2 separate regions of the Homo sapiens genome follow, and region 2 is linked to region 1. The links are chromatin loops, found by intact Hi-C in ENCODE. Cell type or tissue: Calu3. All regions are shown on one strand. Links, peaks and the distances in the headings refer to the core of each region. The heading gives the core; the rest is flanking DNA. Region 1 has its middle 140 kb from the start of FAM47C. Region 2 has its middle 24 kb from the start of FAM47B.

Region 1 (11,514 bases), core at 1,799-9,798:
GAGCTACTAATATATGTAACAAGATGAATGAATCGAAAATAATTATGCTGAGTGAATAAAAAAACAGAAAAAACTGATTATTTCCTATTTATGTGATGCTCTTTGTATAAAATTATAAGAAATGCAAGCTATTTAACAGAAAACCAAAGAGTGGTTGTCTGGGAATGCTAAAGAAAGGGTATGGGAATAGGGAGAGATTACAAAGGGGCATGATAAAACTTTTGAGGGTGATGGCTATGTTCATTGTCTTGATCATGTTGATTTCATGAGTACATGCATATGCCAAAATTGAGTGTATGCTTTAAATATAAATATATTGTTATATGTCAATTCAATCCTTCATGGTAAAAAAAGTCTTCATTTTGCCTTTGTTTTTAATGGTATTTCTGCTCATAATAAAATGTTGGGTTTATGGTTTCTCTTTCTCTGTGCTTTTTAGTTTGTATGGTTTTCAATAACAAATCTGCTGTCATCCCTAAGTTTATTACTCTCTATGTAACAGATCTCTTTTTCTGGCTGCTTTTAAGATTGTCTTTTTATTGTTGGTGTTGAGCAATGTGATTATAATGTATGTTGATATACTTTAATGGTTTTTTTCTTGGGTTTTGTTGAGTTTCTCAGATCTGTTATAGTTTTCAGCTAATTCAGAATTTTTGGCCATTATTTCAATGAAAGTAAATAATTTGTGCAGAATTTCTTGTTTGATTAAATAGACATTTCAAATGAAGTGTTGGTAGTGGCAAAGATGAAGAGGTTCCTTTTAAGTTTTCATTTATAAAATTCTCTATTTTTTTCAATAAAAAGGCATCACTTATGTAATTTAAACCTTAAGAAAAAAGCAAAAGAAAGACAGAAAGCAACGGAAGAAAAGTACTCTGGAACATGTCAATGTAATCATTGAAAATATGTTGTTCATTATAGGGCATGTCTTATTTTTTGACACTCCCCATAAGGGGGAAAATTCTTTTGTAGTTCAAGGATTGAGTGCTATTGAGTAATTATTTTGTTTCATTCGGCCAATCTTTTAAATTATGAAACTGTATAAATTTAATACCTTATATTAAATGTTAGAAATGTATTTCCCACAAGCTATAAGTCATAACTGAGTTATGATTAATTTTAGCCTAATTCGTGGGTATACTTTGTCATCATTCTTCATTTTTTGTTTTCTCTTGGTACAATTTTTTAAGCTTATGGTTTATTTTCTAACCTTCTATATTATTTAAATAAACTTTAAAAATATTTTATTTGTAATTATTATGGGTACATAATAGGTTTTTATATTTATGGGTTACATTTGATTTTTTTTTGATACCGACATTGTATTAATCCATTTTCACACTGCTTTAAAGATACTATCTGAGACTGGGTAACTTATAAACAAAAGAGGTTGAATTGGCTGGCAGTTCGCATGGCTGGGGAGCCCTCAGGAAACTTACAATCATGGCGGAAGGCAAAGGGGAAGCAGGTAGTTTCTTCACAAGGCAGCAGGAGAGAGAGAGAGAGCACAGGGGAAACTGCCACTTTTAAGCCATTAGATCTCTCACTATCACAAGAACAGCATGGGGAAACCGTCCCCATGATCCAATCACCTCCCACCAGGTGTCTCCCTCGACACATGGGGATTACAATTTGAGTTGAGATTTGAGTGGGGACACAGAGTCAAACCATATGAGGCACCAACCTTCTATATTTTTTAAAGCTTTCTCAAATCCTTTTGGAACAACATGGTATAAATATACAAATTAACAGGCAAAACATGATTGAGTGGTTAGTTCTATAATGCTATCATATGTGAATATACCTGATTTATACTGGTATAAAGACTATACTTGTCAAGGTGCCTAAAATATTTATGGCAAATGGTCAGGTTACACTTTCACAAATAAAACAATTCTTCTTCTTTAGCTTTCCATCTCTTAAATTTTATACATATCACTTCACTTTATAATATGAAAATAGTAGACAAAGCAGATGGCCATTATTTTCAATCTCATACTGTTTTACTTGAATTACATTTCAGTGTCTCTGTTAGAGACTTGAGAATTGTCTTAATCTTTCAATGAAACTAGGGAAACATGCTAGCAGCAGCAAAAATATTCACACAAACCACTTCTAAGGGGTACTACCCTTGCACATGTCCCATTGATTTGATTATCATGTCTGGGTTAACAATTTGATCCATACTTAGTGGTGTAAAATAGCAATCAATTAAAATTATTATCTCTTTATAGTTTTGGGGTTTGACTGAGCTCAGCTTGGTGGATTTCAGTTGAAGTCTCTCATGCTGCTGCACTCAGAAAGTGGCTGGAGCTGAAATCTTCTAAAAGCCTTCTTTACTGCCATGTCTGGTGGTTGATGTTAGTTTTTGGTTGGAGTCATAGCAGGGGCTAACAATAGAATCATCTACGTGTGGCCTTTCTATGTAGCTAGGTCTTCCTTACACCATGGCATCTTTGTTCCAAAGGCAAATGTCCTGAGAGAGCCAGTCAGAAGCAGTATTACTTTTTCTAATCTAACCTCAGAAGTTGCACAATGTCACTTCAGCTGCAATCTTTTTATTAGACTTTGGTCACTAAGGCCAGTCTATATTTAAAAAGTAGTGGGGTGGGAAATTTTTCCCATCTCTTGATAGGAAACTTGTCAAAGAATTTTCAAATATGTTTTAAAACCGTACACTCATCTTGCTTCTGTGATATTGAGACTTAATAGTTCCAGTTTTGGATGGCTACTTTTCCTCTGCTAGGCTTCCCAAATTGCTTATTAGTCTTTTTACCTGCATCAAGATACATTATTCTAAGCCTATGTTCCTCATAAAAACTTCACCACACAGCATACAATATAATGACCAGTAACTCTATATCTGTTGTCATTGTGCTTTGCCTTAGGAAAGTTTTCTCCTAAGACAATATTGCTGGATTCTGTCTCAACATTGTGTTTCAAGGGGATAACATGCAATATCCAGATTAATAAGAGTTTTCCCTCCTAGTCAGTTATGGTAAAACTTTGGTATGGCTAAAAGCTTCTCTGGATCTGTTGCTTTCTGATGTCATTTCAGGTTTCTGGAATGGTTAAAGGTTTCTCTTGATCTGTAGGTTTCTAGAATCAATTCAGGTTTTTGCAAGTTTGCCATTTCACTGCTTTTAGTTCTAGAGGGGCTACTCTTGACTGATACTCAAAGGCAAGAAGACACACCACTGAGGACCAGGTACTGCTATGCTGAGTGAACTAAGTTGATTTCAGATTTTATTTAAATGTAAATCTGTCTGGCTGCATAGATTTTGCTCAATAGACCAATTTATTCATGGCATGATTCCAAGAATCAAAAGTTTGAGTGCCACTGTAGGCGTATGAGATTACTGGAGAGTCAACAGATTGACTTGCATAACTACTGTACCGTATGACCATGCTTCCGAGAAATTGCTGCCTAAAACAGTACTCCTTGCCTTTTGATATTTGAATCCTTGAAAACATTCAACAATACAAACTTGCCATTATTTAAGGCAAGATTCAAAATATTTCTACAGTTAGAGGGGTCATGAGAATTACAGAAATAATAATACTTAATAGAATTTTTGTTAAATACATACTTAGTATTAGTGAATATTTTACAGGCTGTTTCTGTGCATGTGTATGTAAATAAGTTGAATGAAGTGAAGCACATTTGCTAAATCAATACTATTCTATGGTTTGTATATATAAACAATTCATTTGCAATTGAATGTAACTTGATCATTCAACTGGTATTAAGTGATTTTTCTATTGTTAACCTATAAGTTAATGTTTTATTTGAAGCAAGATTGATTTTTGATCATCGAATGGCAAGTTTCAAATTGGGTTGGAATCCTACAGTATGGAATTTAATTTATTTTAATTAAATTAATATGTCCTGTTTGAAAATATTCAAATTATTTTGTTTTGCACAGCTATATATAATTTCAAACAGAGGAGGGACTTCCCCCTGTGCTAAACTTTAGAACGTATTTAAGGAGGATAAAAATACAAGCACTTTATAGTCACATGCTTGTGAAAATTGCCTTTGAAATAATTAATGAAGTGGGAAAAATGAGATTTTAATAATGTGGAATATAAATCAGTTTCTGGTAAGATTTGGTATTTGTACAACATTAGGGAATATTTAGTGTGCAAATATGTTTGATAGTATACTTCGTGTTATGTTAGCATTTCTATTAAAGACCCTAGAGCATTTTAAATAGACATTAAGATTTTCAGTTCTCTTCTCTGATTATGGAAATGCTCACATCTTATATCTGGCATTTTTTTCTCACAGTTTTAGGATAGATACAATACAGAATTAGAGGGCAAGTGAATCAGACTGCACAATGGAAAAATGGAGATGACTATAGGTTGGGAATTCTTAATAAATTCAAAAATGTACCTATAAAATATATCATCTCTATCTATTTTGTCCTTTCATCCTAAAGGATAAGGTTTCCTGTGGCTGAGAGCCTTTGTATAGTACTTTCCCTCTCAGAGTTATCAATCAAATATCTATCTTGTGGTAGAACAAATCAGAGAACCTCATTCTGAACCCAAACACTCAGACCCATATAACATATCAGGGTAATCAATGTCAGAAATACTAGTATTCTTCCTGGTTGCTGTTTCACTGTCACAAATTGACACTGTTATCCAAATGTGTTTATCAATCACTTCTCACTGAACTAACAGATTAGTCTCTTTTTTCCTTCGTCTGTAAACTACAATTGACTTAATTTTCCCTGGGCATTCATCTGTCTGAGAAGTGATTGTAACTGGTTATGGAAGACCTAAGTGATAGTCATTAATATTCTAAATTGGATTATGCCACTAGATGGCAGCCTTGCAAAGCTAGTATTGTCTTTCAAAGTATTTTCCAAACTGTAGACTATGAAGTGTTGGCCCGGTGAAGCGAATATATTATTCCTTACCCTATCCATGTAGGACTTTAGGTTTGTACTTCCCAATGGTACAAGGAAAATAGAGCATAGAGGAAGAATAGGGAAATACTGCCTGTATCTGGCTAGGAAATGTTTGAAAGGAGGAAAAAAGAAGTGAGAGAGGAAAAGAAGAAAGCAATCACCAATTTTCTCACTTGTTGCTGCAAGGTATAGGAAGGAGATACTTATGATAAGGAATGATTACATTAAAGTATAGAAGGAGGAGGAGATTGCTTTTACTTTCCATTGAGAGAGCCAAGAAAAGGTCACTCTTGGGATGCTGTTTTCATACCAACCTTGAGCAATGACTTTAGGAACTTGGCCTTATAATGGATGTGACAGAGGTAAGCCCTGAAGTTTTATTTTCCTGAAGCAACCTCAATTTCCATGTGGCACAGGCATGAGCTGGGATCTGGCTGGCCTGACAAGGGACTCAGTGTAGCTGGTGAACCAGAAATAATGATGGTGGATCAAAAAGTCTGGGAGGCGGAGGTTGCAGTGAGCCAAGATCATGCTACTGCACTCCAGCCTGAGTGACAGAGCCAGACACAGTCTCAGAACAAACAAACAAACAAACAAACAAAAAACAGGTCTGTATTGGTACCAGCAAGCCACACCAGGATCATGAACTGCCAGCTGTATGGACTGCTGGGCAATTGGAGATGGTTGGCAGGTAAGCAGAAATACAATACTTTCTTGCCAAAATTTCACATTTTGTTTATTCATTAAGCAATCTCACGATTGATGTAAGTCTTTTATTATACTTCAGAGCTCCCAAATTTTTGCATTTTTTCCAGCTTACAGGTACCTCAGTGAAGGGACTGCTTTTTTTGAGCCCTTACTTTGCCATTTTTTCTTCAACTTTTATACATTCAGATTTACTTTCCTGAAATACTTTAATGAGAATGCCTCTTGTTTGCTGGAACAACAATCAATTACTCACAAATTGTGCCCATCTTCTTTTAGCTGACAGTCATATCTTAAGAGTTGTAAAAGAGAATTTCTTCCTGCTACTCTGGTGAAAGAACCTGGTAATCCAGCTAGACTCAAATACTCATCATTCTATGATGACATGTTGTTCTTACTGTATTAATTTCTGTTTCCATGTTGTTTACCTTGTCTAGAATTCAATCCTTACCATTCCTTTGTTAATATTTGGCCATCCTGAATGCTGATTGGCCTCCTCCACCTTGTTGGCTTGCCTGCTCAACCCAGTTCTTCTTAAGATATAACTTGATTTCTGCCATTTTGTGAGTCCTACTACATACTGTCATATAGAGTCAATTCCCTTTGTTTCTTTCTGATCGTATTCTTGGAGGAGACTGATTTTGACAGTAAAAAGGAGCTAAAGTCTTAATTGCTTTACATCCCAGCTTACACTCATAATACCCTGACTAAAAATTTAGTCTTCCATTTTCTCATCTAAATTTGTCATTAATATTACATTCATCCAAGTGGCTTAATATTTTGAATATGTGGTTCTCTCATTAAGTGAAGAATTGGGATGTATATTACATGTTTTTTATAGGACTAAAACAAATCACTGAGTCACTCATTTAGAATCTTCTCTCAAAACCTTTTTAATATTGGAAGATAATACAAGAGAGTTGGAAATCTTTGGTTGTAGAATGGATCTTACATCCCTCAATATTTGCATGGTGCTAAGGGTAAAGAAATTCAAAAGGTCTTCTTGATTGTCAGTTATCATTAGTTATCAATCCACCTTTTAAACTCAAAATTGTCTCTCTGACACAACCCCAAGAGCTTATGTAGCTATAATTTTTAAAAAGCAGTGGGTTTTCAAATAACAAAGTTATATATTAACCAATAAAGATTATTAGTAAGTTAATTCTAGAAAACGTGCCACTTAACTACAAATACCTGTCAAGTAGTGATCTTCTTTGATATTATTGAAATTTCACAGTACAGTCCCAGTCCAAAGCATATGAGTTCCAATGCAGTATTGGGTACTTATCATAAACAATTGTTGCTAATTCTGCTGGCTGTGGCCCTGCTACTTTAATAATATTTCTCCATTGAACCATAATAAATAACTGTGATCTCTGTGCTTCTCGTATTGTGCTCCATTATGTTCCATAACCAAAACAAATAAACCTACATACACTTTTAAATATCTTATGGTGGATTTTATTTAGAATTCTATACCAAAATGCTATTACTTTTATTATTTCTCATAAATATGCTCACATGCTCAAATTGGCCATTTCTCATAAAACCACTTTTGGGTTTTGAATGATTTTAGTTTCACCCAAAATGTTGTTAAGCATCTGACATAGGCTTATTAAAAACATTGTGGGTTTCTATTATTGAAGTTGCTAAAGAAAAAGGTATATTGCCAACAAGTCAGGCTATACAATGAAAACTATTTATTGGAGAATTTGAGTCACCTATGCATGCAGAAAACTGATAATTCTCAGTAGTTCAAGAATTTGACCCAGCTGTCAAGGATAGCATTGAGTGTGAATCATTAGGAGCACTTGTTCTTCACAGAATCATTAGGGGCACTTGTTCTGCACAGAATACAGAGAAGTGCTGAAAAGAAATTAACACCATGTCTCTAAATGACATTTAGGAACAGTAGAGAACTTACGGATGCCAGAAACTACAAAAAACATACTAGGGTAACCCAGGCAAGGACAGAGAGATTCCAGTTTACAGAATAATAATTCTGAGTCAGAACAGGTTCAAAAGAAATATAGATTCCTAAGTCAGCATTGCTCATCTGTCATTTAATAGATACTACCCTGCTCTGTCTTTTCATATATACCTCATACCTTATTGACAAGAATATGAAATCTGTTGTATTAAGTTGAATGATGAAAGGATGAACCTCATGGCAAAGTTTTAAAATGCATAGATTTATGTTAAAGTTAAGCAAATCAGTGACTCTCAAGGGCAAGTTAGGACCAAAATCTGCTAAGTTAGTCAGATTTCCCTTTATATTTATAACTGTTAGGCAGAGAACAGATTGAGAATGTATACGTTTGGGGGAATGAACTACACATTGTGGAGGGTGTAAGCCTTGTCTTCTCGGAATTCAACATAACTGTATTTGCTGATCTGGGGAGATGCACATTATGGTAAACATGATTTCTTGTAGATGCCTTTATTTTCCAATATCATGCCATGGCAATTCAATTCAATTACTATTCTTGAAAATGGGCAGGAAATCTCTTTCTTTTGCATGCCTTTTGTAAGCATCAAAAGGCAGCATTACTAATATGTTTCTTACAAACCCATCCAATTTAACTTTACAGATGTTCTCAATCCTTAAGCTAGATACTGTATATTAACAGAGTAGAGCAAAATTCCAAAGTTCCAAGGTGGTTTCATTGTTTTTGAACCAGAGATATTGAAGAAATTAACACTTTTGTGAGAGCTAAAGACCTAACACTCTAAGAATTACTAAGAGCCTGAGGCTTACCTAACGTTAAGTGAATAAGTATCTTCTAGAAACTTCACTAAGCCAGCAGTTTTTATTAACCTGGATCATTATATGGGCATAGATTGGAAATATGTTTGTTGTCTTGGTTACAATGACTTGGAGATGCACATCTATCCCAAAAGGGCCCTTTCTAGGACTGTCCTCAAATTAGCATGATTGAATATCCTTGATAATGCTGAGAAGCACTAAATCTTTAATAATTTTTCAGGTAATGATAAAAGTCATCATTCTGTGACAAGATTGTACTTCAAAAGTGCAGACAGGCAGGATGAGTAAAAAGCCTGTAATCATCAAATGAAGGAAAAATGAAAGTTCAATGTTCTAATTGATTTAATGGGGACAGTCATTCTATTGATTGCTTCATCTTTCATTTCCTCCTTTCAAACCTTTTGTGTGCCATTATGTAGAAGAGGGTTAAAACCATTATCTAAGACAATGCCAAACCCATCCTTCCCAAACAGAGTCAGATACTCAATTTCTAAAACCCTGAGAGGGTAAGGCTTTGAGGTTTTTGTTCAGGTTTAAGCAATTCAGAGACTGGTAAGGAAAGTGAAGATAATTTAGACTAAATAAGATTTGTATTGCTGTTGTGGGAAAGAAACACAAATGTCTCAACAATTTTATTAAGGTTCAAGATTTTTTTAAAGAATCTTCATGATTCTTTTGCATTTATTTTTTTACCTATCATGAAACTACTTAAAATCTGTTCCCAGTAGGAGAGACAGAAATGATAATAAGGATGAACCAGAATATAAAGACACTACTGGGAAAATTATTGTCTACAGTAAAAAGGACATACAATTTAGACAGTAAATGGTAGTCTTGGCTTGTGGAAAGTGCATATGTTGCTTAGCAAAAGTCAAATTCATTTCTCCTTTCAAGAAGGTGAGTAAACCTCTGAAACCATCTGCAGTCTCTTACAAATAAAATCATTGTAAATATTTTTAAAGTTGAGAAGTAAAAGTCCTTTTTTTTTAACTTCAGTCAATAGACTAAAAAATAATCTTTTAAAATTTTTCTTTTTCAATTTTTTGGACCAGAAACACTGATTCAGTCACCCCTGATTATTGCAGTGCCTGCAAAGTGCTTCGTGTAACAATTTGTCTCAATACATTTATTTACAAGCAGGTCATATGATATATAGGTGGGATGCTCTGACTTTCACTGTTGCTTGAGGGAGACTTTGACAGAACATGGTCAGTTCCTGCTTGGACAGCAGATTCTGGCAATGGAAACTCCGGCTCATAGACATTTCAGATTTACTGAAAAAATGTTGCTGAAAACGGCTGACATCTGTATCCTCCCCCAAACCTCTGTATTATCTAAACCAACAAAAAAATGGTGAACAGTTTTTGAAAAGGAAAATACTGGAAATTATTCTAGCTCTAACAAACTTACAGAATAATTAAATATATTTCTTTGTAAGTTGGATTTTTTTATAATCCTATTTTTTTCAAACTTCTGCAATACTTCTACCATCAGTTTGAATACCTCCCAAGGAAAATTTCCAAAATATGGCATAACAACACTGGATATGGAAACAAGCAGTGAAGAAAACAATTGTTATGCTGTGCCTAGGCTGGGTCATGTCTTCCCAATTACCAGACCATCTCCCACCTTCTCAAGTTCTTTAATAACCATCAAAAAATTGAGACCATCACATTGCTTAGGCGCACAGCAAAGCTGACATCTGGCAATATATTTACCCAATGAAACACGGGCTGGAAATGCTAGACTGTATTTATTTTGTCTGTGTTCTTCCTTCCACTATTTTCTTTTGCTCTTCTGACTGATTCCTATCTCCTGCCTACTGTATCTCAATTTTTTCAACCAGGATTCTTTGAATCCTCCTGTCTCTTCTCCACCACTCCATTTCAATTTTAACAAGTGCTAATATTCTGTCCAACACTTGACCCAGATTCTTGCTCCTTGCTTAGGCAACACAGAGATGCATTCTGGCTGCTGTACAATTTTCAATTTTTCCAGCTCAGAGAGTTCACAGTTCTGCTCCAACTCTGGAGACAGGGAGGTGGCTGGGGTCTTGCTATGCTAAGTGTGAACAGCAGCATCAGCATCTGCTGGGAGCTTATTAGAAATAACAAATCTAAGAACTCACTCCACACCTATGTAATCAGAATCTGCTTATATATGTTTTCACAAGATTCTCAAGATGGTTCTGTCTGTGCATTAAGCATAAAGTATGAGAAGCACTGGACTAGATCAGTTGTTCACAAGATTATTTTTAACAGCACATGCTTTGTAATAAAACAAACATTTAATATATGTGCTCCCAAAATATGAATGTAGCAGAATGTCTCTGCTAAAAAAGAAAACTTCCCTGAATTTCTTCGTGCTTCTTCAAGAATCCCCTGCCTTCTGAGACACAGAAATGTATATGATGTAAAGATAGAGAATGTTTGCTTTTATTTTCCCCAGAAATACTTTACTCTTTACATACCATGAGATCTAGATCTGTAGTCATTTGCCTAGTTAATTGATCTGGTCTGAAAAGGTAATAAAAATCTCTCAACTCCCTTAGAGTGCTAAATGTTTGCATACCTGACTAGGTCCCCTTGTTAAGTTCCCAAGGTGCAGGAAAGACTGCAATAGCTATGCCTTTGGGTATTTACATTTCCAGGAGTATTGAGGCTGGAGAACTTGCAGACATCTCTAGGTCCCAAATTCTGAGACACATGTAGCCCTCTGGCTCCTGCAAACATTTTATTTACATATCAGTGAATTGGAGTTAGGATTCAGACCAATTAATTTTCCAAGAACACCCTTTCAAGAGGGGTAAGGAAGAGCTGCTTCTTCCTCTTTATAAGCAAAGAGAAATATCTTTCCCATCATCTTCTCCCTTGCCTATGGAATGCTTGGCTACTTGTGTAGGACAGTTGGCCTTATTCTTATTGTGTAACCCCAGAGGTAAAGCCTGAGGCAAGGTAGAGCAGAGGATGAACTTATAATTAGGAAATTTGTCTCTGATCTGGAATACCTTTTCTGTGCTTTCAGGATAAAATGAATAAATATGAATATTGAAAACCCAACAGTCACATTGGAAGTTTTGACTGAGGTGCCAGGATACAATAGATATCCAAATATTCAATG
Region 2 (11,514 bases), core at 1,293-9,292, 1.9 Mb after region 1:
TTTAGCAACAGTTTAGAGGAATGGGCTCTGCAAGAAAGGCTGTGCCAGGCATATGGGAAATGGGGCTTAGTAAAATGAAAGTGATTGTGAATAGAGGAAAGAGCTTCTCTACAGGGCCACTCTCATTTTCTCCCTCCATATCACCCCTGTTTTCATTTGTTTGGCCAATGAAGACACCTTTCCAAACCGGTATTTGTGTGTGGAGAGGAACCGAGACCAGGGTCAAAAGATGCAACCTGGAAGCTCTGAGGGTAAAGAAAGGAATATTTCGAGGGCAGAATTAGGGAAGGAAGTGTACCTCTAGGTGGGAGACCAAACCTCATGGGTAAGAGATATAAAACTACCAGACAGAGACATAAATATGAGGAAGGGCCTGTGTCCAAATCATTCCAGTAACAATATATTTTTAGACTAGAAAGTCATTGTGAGGTAGATTGGGACACCGTGTATGCAAATATAAGGTCAATATTTTACAACAACTGTTTGTTAAGTTATGCACAAAAAAACTGACTGGTGAATGTTAGCCCCGCTAAGCCCATGGAAATTATCGAGACTCTCCTATCAAGGGTAAGGCAGAGAAAAATATGGCCACAACATTTTGATATCATAATCAAAGTGTTTTATTTAAATGCAATATTAAATAAGATGATTATTTAATAAGGTGATTAAATTGTCATTGAACATAAAATTCCCATATTAAGTAAATATTTAAATTTATTTATTTTAGATTTTATTTCCTCCTTCTGATTGAAATTCCTGGAACTGTAGGTTAGATCTTTGCTAGAAATTGTGCCTTCATGAAAAAAACATGTGCCCTAAGAGAATTACTTAATAAATGAATAAAATTAATGATTTAATATTCAGTAGCCTAACCAATAATCTGGAACAGAGAAATTCACATTTTAAGCCATATCCAGCAAGAAGAATGTCCGTATTCAGCATAATATACGAGCTAGAAAAACAGTTATATTGACTTTGATAGTAATTCTGTGGTTGATGCTTAAAATATTTTCATCAGTAACTCTGTGAAGACACAGCTTGAGATCAGGCAAGTTTGTGAACTTGACTCATGTGAAGGTTATAATTAAAAATACAATTGGGAAGGGTTAGCAAGATGTTAAAATGTCTTATAGACAGTTTGACAAAGCCATGGTCAGAAAAAATCCTTAAAGATCAGAGGTGGGAGTAATAAAACCTAAAGAGGAGATAGTAAAATAATTTTTAGGAAGATTAATTCTAGTTTACTGTATATTTCTACCTCAAGTAATTTAATCTGAAGATTATTTTCTTCTATGTACAAAATGACATATACAAGAATGTTTATTATCACATTGTTTTTAACAGTGGAAGATTGAGGGCAGCCAAAATATCCATCAGTAGAAGAGATAAAAGATGTCCAAATCCAAATTAAAGACATTAATATGCATTAGGTGGATCTGTACATACTGACATGGAAAAATGAGTGAGATATGTTGCACGAAAAAATTGCAGAACATTTTGGATTTGTATAGAAAGGTTTGGAGGCTTTTTCAGCAAGCTATTTGTAATAATCTGGAAGGTGAAGTCACCAGGGAGTTCCACTATCTACATTTATGAACACAGGTGCAGAAAAACTAAGCAATATATTTAAAAAATCAAATCCATATTGTTTAGTTTTTCAGCATCTGTGTTCATGAGTGAGTTTGGGAGGTAATTATCATTTCATAGTGTCCCTGTCAGATTTTGACATTGGGTTATGTTGGCTTTGTAGAACTTTGGAAATCTTGCTCACTTTCTGGTGGAATTTATATAATATTGGTGTCATTTAATTTGTTCCTTATTTATTTGGAAAGAAATTACTGGTGAAGCCAATTGAACTCAGAATTTGCTTTGAGAGTAGGTTTTGAATTACAGACACATTTATTAGATATAGAAACAATTGACTTTCCCTTTATTCTTATTCATTTTTGTTAAATTATGTCAATTAAGTTATTATCATAATATTGCTTATATCTTTCTATAATCACTTAATATCAATAAAATCTGTAGTAATATCTTCTTTTTAATCTTTATACTTATTATTTGTGCCTCCTCTCTTTGATTAATTTTTTTTGTTTTTTGTTTTTTGAGACGGAGTCTCACTCTGTCGCCAGGCTGAAGTGCAGTGGCGTGATTTCAGCTCACTGCAATCTCCGCCTCTCGGTTTCAAGCGATTCTCCATCCTCAGTCTCCTGAGTAGCTGGGACTAAAGGTGTGCACCACCACGCCCAGCTAATTTTTGTATTTTTAGTAGAGACAGGGTTTTACCATGTTGGCCAGGATGGTCTTGATCTCTTGACCTCATGATCCGCCCACATCGGCCTCCCAAAGTGCTGGGATTCCAGGTGTGAGCCACCACGCTGGGCCTAATGTTGTTTTTAAAAGAACCAACTTTGGTTTTGTTGATTTCATTTTATAATTGTTTCTTATTTATCGGATTTCTGCATGTATCATTATTTTTTCTTCTAATTCTTTGGGTTAATTTCCTGTCCTCATCTAAATATATAGATTGTTAATTTTCAGTCTTATTTTCTAATATTTATACTTGAGTCTATGAATTTTTATTTATTAATGTCTTTAGTTGCATGCCACATATTTTTATATGCCAACTATGTTACCATTTATTTCACAGCAACTTAAAATATCCATTGTCATTCTTGTTTGATACAATTTAGTTATAACTATACAGTTTAATATCAAATATTAAGGAATTTTTCTGTTTATCTTTTTGATACTGATTTTTTATTTAATTCTACTCTCTGCAATAAACATCATCCCTTTAAATTGTGTCAAAGCTTGTTTCATGGTCTGTAATATGGTTAATATTGATAACTTTCCAAGTACACTAGAAAAGAGTATATATTGTAACTACGGAACAGTGTTGTATATGTCAACTAGGTCAAGTTCATGAATGTTGTTCTTCAATCCCAAAGAAACTCCAGCAAGTTTTGTTTATTTATTCATAAAAATTTGACTCTAAAGGGAGAGAAACAGAAAAGATTTGGTCAATCTCAATGTATTTTATTACCCACAGGACCTTGGCCTCACAAGTTCTCACTTCTTTTATTGCTTTCTGATGCTTTTACATAGCTGTTCTTTTCTATTTTGCTTAGCTTTTATAGCTATGCTCAATGGTAGAGTTGTTTTGAAATAAGTTACTCTGTCAAAAATGAAAATGGAACTCTCCCATCACCACATTTTCCCTGTTGACATTACTATTCCAAGTAGAATGAGTACATTTTCTTAAAATATCACACAAATAATCTATTTCTGGGGTGAAAATATTTTTTCATGTTGCTCGAATTTATTATATAGTTATTTAAACAGTGTGTTTCTAGAAAACAGAATGGATAACAGAATATAAATCAAAACTCTTTCAAAAGTGTATCAATTATATGTAGGAAATGGCAGCATTTATCTAAAATCATCATGCTTCATAAGAGCTTGCCCAACTGTAGATAGAGTAAATCACTTTTCTTTTGGAGACACGTTGCTCAGATCTGAGCCAAAGTTAAGCAAACTTCAGAGAACATAGAAATCTACCCATACCTGTAGCAAAAGGTTTTCTGCCTTAAGCCAAATTGATAAATGTATGTTGCACATGTATATGGTGATTGATTGTAAATTTCTGTGTTTGTATTAACATGCCTGTGTAACATGACTATGGGTATATATATTTATGTTCATATAATTTCTTTAACGGGTATATATGGCTGGCTTATCTTTAAATATCTAGGAAGAGTTATGTATATTTGTGGCTAGGCATGCGGGATGCTAGGCCTATGAGTACATGAGTGTACACCTGGCATGGCCCAACATGTGTCTGAAAGCTGCTGTGTCCAAATGGAGGGGTTCAGGGACCTGGAGAGAAGGTATCCCAGGGTAGGGATACGGAACAAAGAAGGTAGTCACTTGATAGTGTAAATACTGGACCTTAGTATGTTTTTGGCACTTTATGCCCAATACACTGACCTTTCACCTGATCCCTTATGTTTATTATTTATATCCTTTCTCCTAAAAGGTCTTCTGCTAAAGTACACTGAAAACAATCCAATTTCTGTGGGCTAAGAAACTCCGAATGAGGCCTTGATTCCTGCTAAATTTCTAAACGCCTGTCTTTTTTCTACCCCTAGATGTGGAGCTCCATCTTTTGTTTTCAGCAAAAAGCTTTCCATGAACCACAATGCTTGCACCTATCTGGCCGTAAGTGTGGCCCCTTCCCATATGCTCTTGCTGCATTTATGAATTACATCAGGTTGAATACACTAGGGAATTTTATGATACTTTGAATACTAGTTTCAGCAACCACACTACATATTTCCTTCTTATTCACCTTCCAACCATCACAGTCTCAAAATAGCTTCCTAATATTACAGACCCAGAGGAGCTTGTAGTTCAGTACATCTACACAAGGCATAATAGGAATGCTCATTCACAAAACTCATTATGAAAGCGTCCATAATGCAATGCTCATTCACGATTTCTAGGGCCAGCAAAACACTTCCATATACTAAGACTAAATACAATAACAGGTTGGATAAATTGAACTATATGAGAGTAGAAAAGGTAGGAGATGATTTTAAATACTTACTATAATAATTAATTCTACATTTACTGCCCAACTTAATTGATATTACAGAAGAAATTCAAAAGGACATTCGAATATTCTCTCTAGAATTCGAATGAAAAAGAAACATTATTATAATTTTCTAAAAGTTGGAGAATCCCAGGAAACAATTTATAGCAGGAGATTCTGAAAGTGCCCAAATCTTGTATGGAATAAATACGATTACAAAGGAGACATTGTGGGTTCATCGAAAACAAGTCACACTGAAATAACTTTATGTCCTTTTTATGGAGTATCAGTACATTAGTATTCTAAGTGAAAGTTGTTGGCATTATTTCTTGATTGCAATAAGACATATGAGATGTACCTAACAGAATCATTTGGAGAAAATGTAGACATGAGCTAAGAATAATTAGGTAGATTTACAGCTGGTTAAATCTCCATATCCAAAGAGTATTTTTAACCAATCAGAGTTAACCTGAATCAGCTATCTTGGCAAGTAGCTATAGATCCTATTGAATTGGCAGCCTTTAGGGGGGAGTCTTGTTGCTTCCAACCTTCCCTCTGGTTCCACCTTGTGGCTACTTTTCCACTGATCATTTGCCATAGCACTTATCTTGCTTTGTGCGTATGTTGAACATCAGTTATTTAACAGAGTTGTGATTATATAACTTGGTGTGGTGCTGCTGAGCTACTTCCTGGTGCATCTGAGAATGAAAATGAATAGAACAAGTCTGTCTTCAGGACATGGATCATGGTCCAGGTCTGTAGGTATAAGTGTTAAATGAGTCCACTAAAGAGAATCAGAATAGGGAATCACTATGTTACATGCCACGCAGTTCCCATAAAATATTATTGTTTCTTCTCTGAGGCATAGCTTTTCCTGGATCACGCATTTGTTCTTATTCCCCTGATATTATTGTCCTCTTCTTTTTTCTTTTATTGCCTGCAGATTTACCTCTGTTGTTATACAGTAACACTAGCACAAATATTAGACACACTGTGTTAGTTCAGAGTTTTGTGGATTCTAAGCACATATTTATTTTATTTAAATAGACAGGCAGGTTGGGAATATCTCCTGGAAGCTGATGACACTAAGGCTCAGGAACGTGAGGAGTACTAATAAAGCTGTCACAGCTGGGGCTTTTTTGTGAAGTTTGAGCTCCAGATCAGTCTTTTTGAAGAATTATCTAGTTTGCTACCTCCTTCATTATACTGCTGAGCAGAAAATTCTCACTGTCTCCAGAAATCTAAAAGCAGAGAACACCTTGCATGCTTTCACCCTCTTGTCTAGCCATGATTCCAACACATGAATTTTCGCCAGCCTAGTCATGAGAACAAACGTGACTCATACCTCATGGGTCATCAGAACAAATTTCTCAAAGCACAGACACACTGGGTCTCAATTTGAACTGGAATACAGTGTCTTTTCCCCCAGAAGCTTCTCTAGTAACCACAGCAAAAACAATCTGAACCCCAACAATATGTACTGGATGGAGGTCGACCACATAAAGTGATCTTTGCACTTTTACTTGGCAACATCCTTTTTTTTTTTTTAACCTGCTAACAGCACCGTGCCATAGTCTATCAGGAATGAAGAAAATTTCCAGTGATCCTCCAATACACAATTATCAGCAGTTTTCATCATGACCGTCATCATAAAGAATATTTACTGAACAATAACCACAGCCTGTAACTATGTACCATGTACAATGTTAAGTGCTATACACTCATGATCTCAGTTAACCCTACACAACCCTGAGAGGCAGGAATTAACAACATTTAGTCTGTGAATAAACTGAAACCTAAGGAGGCTGCGAGCCCGACATCGCAGAAATAGTCAATTGTAGAGCTGGGATTTGAAACTGTGTCTGTCTCATGCATATAGCACCCAACACAACACTACTCATAGATCCCGACTCATGCAGCAGCAGCAACAATAAAATGTACTCTTCCTCGTATTTCTTCCCTCCACTCCTGTTGTGTAACAGATTTAAGCTGGATATGAATTATTGAACCAAATGATCTCTTTGTCTTAAAAACTTTTAGATTCTACAAACCAAATCTGCAGACTTTCCCCGTACCAGCCCAGAAAGTAGCAGAAATTAGGTATAAAGAGTAAGTCAGACCCCACACTTCCAGTGATGAGAAACATTCCAGAGCTGCAACAGAGAGGGTCTTGCTTTTATTTTGAAAGAAACTTTATGCCACACAATAAACAATGGAAACATCCCATGATAGTATTTGCCAACATGGCTCAGCACACTTTAGCAGAGAATAAACAAACACTGGACATGACGAAAGGAAATTGGGAAGAGGTCAAGTGCTATGCTCTCCCTGTACATTGATTCACTGCTCCAGGCTTTGGATGATTTGCTGTAAATTCATTTTTTCACACCATGGTTTCCTGAGGTTTGGATTGTGTGCTAGCTGTGTGGCTTGTAATTTAAGGACCATTCAGTCATTAAGTTCTTTTGAAAAAAATGCCTTCTTATGAAGCAAACAAATATAGAGCTAATAATATTAAAATAAAAAGAATTGAATAATATCTTATTTAATAGATTGTATTATAATAGATAATGCCCAATAGAAGCATGTGGGATAGTGGATTTCTCTAATGTTACATGAATATGTGCAGGTACTACATGCAAATCAGAAAATCCTGAAAATATGACAAATAATGGCACTCACAATCTTGATCATTGTACATTTTGACACCCAAGGCTTTAATGAGGCAACAGTGAAGTCATCATTTGATGAATGCTGAAGGTTTTTAGATTTCCTCGAGGTTATAGAAACAAAATTTGGATGGCTATTTCTATGTTAAGTGACAGTGCAAAAATACCTCAGGCCTCTGACTAGTTTTGTTGCTCTCCAATGCTTGTTTCACAAAAATTGCTGATGACATGGCATTAACAAGTTTTATTTTTGCTGTCAGTTATTTTATTTGCCTATCCAGATGCAATTATAAACTAAAAAGACAAAATTATGCACTATATATCATGTCAAAAATAACCATTACTTTTCCTAAAATATTACTGAAGTAATTCTCAAATAATTCTTTATTGGTTCTTTTGAATTTTAATAAGTGAAGTAAATCTTACTGACTAAAATTCAGGGTACGTAATAACTAATTGATAAGCACTTAAATTAGTGGCTGGAAGGTAAGTAAAATTATTATTTCCAAAGTGGATCCACAGTTCATTAACCGCAATTGTCATTTTCTACTATGTGATGGAAGAAAGTCACTTTACTTAAGATTAAATTAACATCTGATGTTACACAAATGTTCCATCAACTTTCTTAATGGCTTATTTCAAAAATCATGTATTAGAGAAACCAGAAAAAGTTATATCTTTCAGTTTAAACTCAATGTACAGAATCAATGTGTCCCTCTCTTCACTTCCAACAATGTAATGAATTTTAATAGCCACTTCTATCTACCCTGTTGCCAGGTCAGGCAGCAGCATTATTCCATGTTTGTCAATTAAGACGTAACACTAAATGGAGATTATATGTCTAAACATGCTCCAACTAGTGACAGACCTTTGATCTAGAACTCTGAGTCATGGGCCACTATTTCCTCTGATGAAAACTAGGCTGTTCTATTTTCAGCTCCAGGTGATAAGATACTGCTTGTCCTGTTACCTCAAGCCAAAGATTTGACACAATGTAGCAGCAAGGTGCTTATGACACTAAATGTTTCCTCATGAGCCATATGGAGATAAAAACATTTTTTCTCCCTGTGCACAGGGTCTACATAGTCTTCAGAGATATTGACACCCTTGATTTAATCAGATGGTTAAAGAGAGTTATAATGGAATCAGATACAGAAGAGTCTTGGGCTCCAGTTTATCTAACACTTAGTTTCTATATAAGCTCCTAAAGAGGAAGTACTCTTGCCATATTTGTCTTTCCTATCTCCTGGTGCAGGTCAGACTCAGGCAGGCATTTAGTATATTATTGCTGACTTGTTTCACTGTCTTGACTCCTGGACAGCCTGGTGCCTCAAAATAGAAGATATCTGAGGTCATGACTGCTATATATGCTGAGACTGCCTTCTAGTTGCCGGATATAATCAGAAATGATACGGATAATGAAGGTAGAGATGTATGTGTGTGCTTTTGTGTGTGTGTGTGTGTGTGTGTGTGTGTGTGTGAGAGAGAGAGAGAGAGAGAAAGAGAGAGACAGAGACAGAGATACCGTTCCCATCTGTGTTTTAGGAGTGCATGCCAATTTCAAAACTGTATGAAAAGCAAGTCTAAAAGCATTTTATTTATTCCATTTATTAATTAAATTCCCCTCATCTTGGGATAGGCCAAACTGCTGTAATAGATAAATCAATATTTCACAATAAATGTGTAAAATATGAATGCAAGACAATAAAAATGCATTTAGTTATCTAGTAATTACAGTATTTTGGAACATAAAAAGACCTCGACCATCATTTATTCCAATTCCTTTATTTTATGAATGAAAAAGCTAAGGCTCAAAGAAGAGAAATAACTTCCTCAAAGTGAAACAGCGAGCAAGGACCAAGAACTATTGACTTCTAGTTCAGTGATTCTTGCACCTCACTAGGCTGCCTTACATGCTAGTAGGTCACTTTCCCATTTCCAACCTCATGATGGGCATCAGTGAACTCACCAGACCAAGAATAACAGAGAAACTCTTTTTTTGCCCTTTATGTTGTATCTGTAGAGAATTTTCTCCAAGCCCTGTGATTTAGCAAGATACTTCTAACCCAGTTAGTTTTAATCATTTTTTTGCATTTTATAATAGGCTTTTATTATCATTTAATTAATTTTCAAATTCAATTTTCAGATATTTCACTGGATGGTTGGTCATTCTCTCTTAATTATATCCACATTAGAGTAATCTGTCTTTGATACAGATTGTTAAAAGTGTTCCTTTTTTCTGGAAAACCATCCAGGATAATTTATACTCATCAAAACAGAGTACTTGCTTTTGGGTAATAGTGTAGGCAACATTTGAGATCATGTTTATCAAAATACAAAGCAAAGCTGCATTTTAAAGGACCTGGCTTTGTGTCTGGAAATAATAGTTGCTCAAAACAAATGAAGCTATTATTTTGAATAATAATACTATCACTAGTTTCGAATTACAGTCCTTAAATTTTCCTATTCCACATCCTTCTCATAGATAATTTCTATTGTTTCTATTTTTGTATGTATCATCCACTAGTCACTGGTGATCGTTACCTTGTGCTTAGGAAATTAGGAAACCAGCACAATAAAATAATAAAGTCACATCTATCTACCATGAAAAATAGATGTGAAACAACTCCTCATAAATTTACATAGTCAAGAGTGGCAGCCATGTCTGTTTGTTCATTTCCATTATAGGATGTTTCAGGTTTTCATAATGTTATCAACTGACAAACTATTTCCTCCAACATCTTATTGTTTCTAAAGTAAAATTGATTTCCTTGGTTTAATGTCGTTTTCCTTCTGTAAGTGAAAATTATTTTCTAACAAGAGACAATAGTTTTCTTTGAATCATCAGCAAATATGGTGATGAATATGTTAATAATATACTGTAAGCATCAGTAAAGTATTGAGTTCAAGATGAGTAAAATAGTACACTTGAGGGTCACAGTCTAGGATCTATATTGTGCATTTTCTAAAAATACTTGCTTAATATTTCTTTCTTTCTTTCTTTTTTTTGAGACCAAGTCTCACTCTGTCATCCAGGCTGGAGTGCAATGGCGTGATCTTGGCTCACTGCAACCTCTGCCTCCTGGGTTCAAGTGATTCTCTTGCCTCAGCCTCCCAAGTAGCTGAGATTACAAGTGTGCACCACCACACCTGGCTAATTTTTGTATTTCTAGTAGAGAGGGGGTTTCACCATATTGGCCAGGCTGGCATTGAACTCCTGACCTCAGGTGATCCGCCCGCCTTGGCTTCCCAAAGTGCTGAGAGGCGTGAGCCACCGCACTCAACCAATATTTTAAAAATATTATTGGAGAAGTCAAATTATGTGTAAGAATGCTTTTTGATTCAATTATGGCAGGAACACATGAACTATAAACTCTTTTACATTGAGAAAAGAAACATACTCTGGGTAGTAGAAATAAAACTCCCCTCAACAATTTCCTAGTGAATCACTAATTCTAATGCCAGGATAGATTCAACAAAGCTTATCTAAGATTCCATATTAATATGATATTTCACATTAATCTAATATTTCATATTACTATTATAGCAACCTAAGAGTTTCTCAGTTGCCAAATTATACTTGACTTGTATTGAGCTTTGACAGAACTAAAATCCAGGATGTTTTGTTTGTTGTATTGGTTGGTTGGTTGGTTGGTTGTGGGGTTTTTTTTCACATGAATTTTAAGGTAATTCTTCTTTATTGTACAACTGATTTTTTTTTGATATATCATCAATTTTTCTTTTTTATTTATTTACTTTTTAAGGCGGTGTTTGGTTACATGAATAAGTTCTTTAGTGGTTATTTCTGAGATTATGGTGCACCCATCACCTAAGCAGTGTACACTGTACCTAATGTGTACTCTTTTATTCCTTGCCACCCTGTGACATTTTCCCCAAATCCCCAAAGTCCAATGTATCATTCTTACACTTTTGCATTCTCATGGCTTAGCTCCCACATATGAGTGAGAACATACGATGTTTGGTTTTCCTTTCTTGAGTTGCTTCACTTAGAATAATAGTCTCCAATTCCATCCAAGTTGCTATGACTGCCATTATTTCTTTCTTTTTTATGGCTGAGTAGTATTCCATTGTATATATATGCCACATTTTCTTTATCCACTTGTTGATTCATGAGCATTTGGGCTGGTTTAATATTTTTGCAATTGCAAATTGTTCTATTATAAAAACACGTATGCAAATATCTTTTTCGTATAATGACTTCTTTTCCTCTGGGTAGATGCCTAGTAGTGG

Evidence for each region. A loop is a pair of places that touch in the nucleus more often than their neighbours do. Peaks named below come from ENCODE experiments on the same cell type or tissue, not always from the same donor. Only the 100,000 strongest peaks of a DNase experiment are listed, where the experiment ranks them.
Region 2: a loop joins it to region 1, with 5 times the contacts of the local background. A loop is called at or near these places in 2 of 110 quality-filtered maps.

What each region holds. Positions count from the first base shown.
Region 1 is chrX:36,860,661-36,872,174 of GRCh38, reverse strand. No RefSeq gene overlaps it. Among named protein-coding and RNA genes, the nearest start is that of FAM47C, 140 kb to the left of the region's middle. In Calu3, for the core only: CTCF peaks have their summits at 4,644 and 4,844 (motif pointing right); no DNase peak of the experiment used is centred there.
Region 2 is chrX:34,912,698-34,924,211 of GRCh38, reverse strand. No RefSeq gene overlaps it. Among named protein-coding and RNA genes, the nearest start is that of FAM47B, 24 kb to the left of the region's middle. In Calu3, for the core only: a CTCF peak has its summit at 5,149 (motif pointing left); a DNase peak (open chromatin) is centred at 5,161.